Linked DNA regions of Homo sapiens: region 1 is linked to region 2. The links are chromatin loops, found by intact Hi-C in ENCODE. Cell type or tissue: Caco-2. All regions are shown on one strand.

Evidence for each region. Peaks named below come from ENCODE experiments on the same cell type or tissue, not always from the same donor. Only the 100,000 strongest peaks of a DNase experiment are listed, where the experiment ranks them.
Region 1: a loop joins it to region 2, with 8 times the contacts of the local background. A loop is called at or near these places in 3 of 110 quality-filtered maps.

The regions. Positions count from the first base shown.
Region 1 is chr15:28,097,428-28,099,927 of GRCh38, forward strand. OCA2 (OCA2 melanosomal transmembrane protein) reads right to left here and starts at 1,888. Exons shown (of 24, transcript NM_000275.3): 1 at 1,797-1,888. RefSeq lists an enhancer at 1,183-1,835. In Caco-2, a CTCF peak has its summit at 1,546 (motif pointing right); DNase peaks (open chromatin) are centred at 1,554 and 1,994; H3K4me3 peaks cover 1,588 bases.
Region 2 is chr15:26,887,966-26,890,465 of GRCh38, forward strand. All of the region lies in intron 6 of GABRA5 (gamma-aminobutyric acid type A receptor subunit alpha5), which reads left to right. Among named protein-coding and RNA genes, the nearest start is that of GABRA5, 22 kb to the left of the region's middle. In Caco-2, no CTCF peak of the experiment used is centred here; a DNase peak (open chromatin) is centred at 1,536.

The sequences.
Region 1 (2,500 bases), 1.2 Mb after region 2:
CCAGCATATGGAGAATGCCACACTGGGTCAGCCCCTGCCCCAGATCCTGCCCCCTGGCCTCCAGGCTCTGGGCTTTCCTCCCCTCTGTGGTAGCCTTTATCTCCATTGCAAGCCATCTTTCCACTACTAACAGTTAAAAGCCTCCCCTTTCTCTCTACTCTCCCAAGAAACCTCATCCTCACCTGTGGACAGGTGGCCGCCCAACTCTCTTCTGCAGCTCAAACCACTGTGTCCATCTACCTCTTTGTGTCCCTAGACATAAAGGTACCCAAAACTCCCAGAGTGCTGAAGCCACACCTGGCCTTTCCCAGGGGCCCACTGATCCCACCATCCATCACCCATCACCAACTGGGAATCCCCCCTGCAGCTCACCAGTGCTTCCCTGCCCCGGCCTGGCAACCACACTCAGTGGGAAGGCCTTGGCAGTGGCTTTCTTCAACTCCCCAGCTGCTCCCAACCCCCCAGCCACAGTGATCTTTCCAAAATGCATATGGCCTCAAACTCAAAATATTTCCTTGCTGCCTGCCACTCCAGCATAGAAACGGGGACCCAGGTGACACAGGTGTCATGCCGCTGGGTTTCCAGGGACAGCCAGGACCTCCCCATTCCTGGTATTCCTGATATCCTCAGATCTCAGCTGCTCCAGGGGCTGGAGGTTGCGTTCTTCTCATAAAACAAGAACAGTATAGGCATTTGCTTTTCATCAGTGTAATGAAACTTTAGGGACTTATGATCCTAAATCACATTACACCAATGTGAACTGCACTCAAATTGTTGTAAACTAAATTTGCAGAACAAGCAGTTTTTGTGCAATTCTTTGCAGTCTACTCAGCTCTTTCATCTCTGTGTTCAGGTTCAATCCTCATTAGTTCTTCTATGAGAGATAGTTATCCCCAGATGCGTTCAATGCTCAGCTCCTTGCCCTGGCAGGCCCCGTCCCAGGGTCCTGGATGGCAGATGCCATGCCCGCCCCGCGAAGCTCAGGCTCACCAAGCAAGCAAACCGCAGCTGGTTTAGGTAGACAGCAGCTGCCCACAACTGCTAACAGCCTCGGGTTTCTTTTCCTCAGAATCACTCACCCTAAATCTACACATTGTAGACTGTCACATTGGTCTAAGTAGTGCTCCTCAAAGTGCACTGCACATTAGAGTCACCTGGGGAGCTTCACCGCCGGGCCCCAGGCTCTGATTCGCCCAATGGGAAGGGAGCACCGGGCACTTGTCCTGAGCCCCTGGCCCCTGCCTGGTTCTGCAAACCCAGAGCGTCCACATACCAGGCTTCCTGTGCTTAACATTGTGTCCTTGAAAAGAGCTAGCTGCACTAATGCCCATTGATTTCACTGTGTGTGACCACAGTAAAGAGAAGCAGCTTTGAGGGATTTAGTGTTTTCACTCCAGTGCATTCCATTCTAAGGAAACGCCTGACCACGGCTCATGGCTAGGAGGCCCCGCAGTGCCAGATGCTGCCCTGGAGTTCAAGTGGAACATTTGCTGTCTGAACCTTTCCAAACTCCCCCCACCCATGACCTCATGGCCCACCAGGGGGCGACTTTTTCCTGGGTCGCCTGGCAGAGAGCCGGAGGGGGTGCTCAGGGGGCAGCTGCTGCAGGCCCAGGCGGACTCAGCCGCGCTAGGTCGGCTCCGTCGCACCCGTCTGTGCACACTAACCTTTAGGGGAACTTGCCTTGCTTCCTAAGCCGCGACTCAGCCGGGGCTGTGTAAACCCTCCCTGCCTGTTCCCAGGCTAGTCTGGCTCCTCGCCTCCTTCCTCCCGACCGCGGAGCACGTGCACTTTACCTGCGCACTTGCAGATCTTTCTCCAGGAGTGAGTTTAAGGTCCGCACCTCCGCTCTGGATGGTGAGCGGAGCACAGCCTTCGAAGTAAGAACTCAGAGGGAGCTCGGCGCTCCCGCAGCGGGTCCCCCACCCAGGCACGCCCCCGGCCCGGCCCCGCCCACAGCACTCCCCACTCGGCCCCGCCCACAGTGCGGCCACGCCCGTAGCACGCCCCTCCCGGCCACGCCCACAAAGCTGCCCACATGGCCCCGCCCACAGCTCGCCCGCTCCGCACCCCCGGCCCCTCAGCTCCCCAGCCCCCGGCGGCGCGGGCTGAGAGCAGCTCCGTCTAAGGCCACGCCGCCCCGGCGTCCCCGACAGCGCTCTCCGCGGGGATAGTTTCCAGCTTTACCTCTAAAGAGGCGGCCCAGGACTGCGGACAGGCTTTTCCCTATGAACAAGAACGGGGAAATGCTCAGTGAACATTCTGTTCCCTTCAGAGCTCTCCCAGCGGGCACTGAGAGGCCCTCCAGCTAGGACGCCAAGGTTACACTTGCCGACAGCCCCTCCTGCAGCACAGACACACACACGAGATACACAGACACACACAGATACACAGACACACACAGATACACACAGACACACACACAGATACAGAGATAGACACGATATACACAGACACAGATACACAGATACACATACACAGAGACACACACAGAGACACA
Region 2 (2,500 bases):
AACTGTATTGAATAAGATTTTTTAATGGGAAATCCCTGCCATGTTTCTGAATTCCTTTAAATTAGTATTCAGAGTTACACACAATTGAGTGAGCTGGCATTCTTTACATAAGAGATTCAAAAAAAGCTGAGGGAATGTATGCTGTTTGCTCCCCAAATGTCTGGCAGTGAGCCCGAGGCATTTTTCTGGAACTTATCCATGATGTTGGCTCTGAAGAACTTCCTACCACGAGTGGGTCATGCATTCACTGAATTTTACAAGTGAAATTCAGTAGCTTCTCAGAATCAGCCCAAAGAGAGCAGCAAACATCTCCTGTTGCGTCCTCAAGAGGCTGCCTATAAAGTACTGAACAATTTCTTTGAGGACCATTTTTCAGCAAATGGAGTGAGCCAGTTTACAGAACCATGCCCAGAATTAGGCTTCCAGCACTAGGCAGGGCAGTCAGGTCACTCCAAGGAAGCTCAGAGCAGTTCCTCCCTGCCACGCCTTCCTTTGCAGGGCTGGAGAGGTTAGGGGAGCTGAACCCAGGGACTGGCCCGAGGTCATCTAGGGTCCAGATGGATGACCGTCCCTTAATTGTTTTCTCGGGTGAGGGGAGATAGAGCCTTTGGTTGTCATTACATAGCAGCAGGTCCATAGTCCCCTCCAGATAAGTGCCTGAAGTACAGGGTGGCCACCTGTTTCAGAGACCCCACCAGATCTGACATACATACACCATTACGTAAGTTATAAAGAGCATATAGAGATAATAACCAAGTGAATTGGGAGGCAATGGCTCCCTTTCATCTGCCATCTTCCCACACCTTCTAAAAGTGCCAACTTATGTGAGAACACACAGTGAGGGTCACCTTAGGGAATGTCCCCCTGGTCTTTGGGCCCCTGGCAGGAGAGCAAGTCCCCCCGGTAGGCTCTTGTGTGACTGCAACAGGCAAGGAGGGAGTCCCTAGAAGGCTGGCTCTGCCTGCACCACGTGGTTCTGCCTGGCTCAGAGAACCCGGCCGCTGCTCCACCCAAGGTCACTTGCCCGTGCCTGTTTAATAGAAAGATCTGGGCAAACATTGTAGAATGTTGACATTTTTACATTGTAGTAGATACGCTGCACCAAGTAAAATACCACTAGACAGTCGTGCACTGAATACCGCTCTGCATCATCTCTTTTGCACACTATGTATTCCTCTGTGCTGTTTTTACTTTAAGGAAGACATATTTTGATGATTGCTTACACTCCACTCCATTTGGATTTTCCCCATGAGTGGAAACCCCTGCTTAATTCATGAATTGGGGAAATACGATGTAGTGAAAAGATCGTGGACTTCGGAGTTAGGCTGACTTAAATTCAGGTCCTGACTGTCATTTAGTAGTCATGAGTCCTTGGAAATTATATTTTAATCTCCTAGAGCCACTGTCTTTTTTTTTTTTCTGGTTGGTTGGTTTTGGTTTTTCTCTTTTCTAATGCAGTATAGCTAGCTGCAGTCTGTTTCGTTCTTATTTGAAAACGGCTAGTAAATACACATATTCCTTAAACGGCCACTTGAGGGCAGCATTGTCACATTTTTGCTTCATGATTGGTAGTCAATATCAAATAGCATTAATAGGTAACTTGGATACATACATATCTGGAAGTTTTGAACTAGACACTGAGATGTGTTTGTATATATGTACAAGCATGCATAGCTATACATTGTCAAGTTCAAAGTGTCAAGTTCAAAGCTTCTTTCATGAAACCAGATGTATTGGCTGACTTGCAATTTTTAAGGTAACACATTTTATATTGGCAAGAATCAAAATATGATTTAAAAATTTATAAAACATAGAAAATTACAAAGTGCGGAATATGGTTATGATAACACCAAGACCAAAGAGAATCAATGTTAATATTTTAGTGTGTATCATGTTTATGTGTCCCTGCGTGTAGACATTCATGAATACATATGTGTATGTCTGTGTGTATGCACACATAGTCTCCTATAGTTTTTGAGTGGCCTCATTCACTGAAAACTTTTGTGAATAGCTTTACAATTTTAAAATATACAGCATTGAAAACATTTCCCATGTCATTAAACATTGTTTTGAAACTTTGTGATATAGCACATCCCATCATGTGGTTATCCTGTGTTTATATGATTTCTGTAAAAAAATTCACGATACATCTATTTTTTTTCTCTGTGATAACATTCTGGTCCAAGCACCTACGTATATCCTTTGAACAAATCCCAGGAATTGGACAAAACATAAATTTTTGATATTAATACAGATTTTCAAACTGTTCTCTAGAAAAATAGTACCAGTTTCACTTCCATCAACAGTGAGAGTAGAGACCACCTATTACTTCCTCTCTGGCACCTTATATACAAAAATGAACATGAAATTTCTGCCCATTTTGCTACATGAGATCCAATTAGCCAGTCCATTGAAAACCATGCATAACAGTTACTCATCTCAAGATTTGTAGTCACTTCAATTTTTTTTTTTTTTTTTTGCTTTGGGACGTGCCTCACAG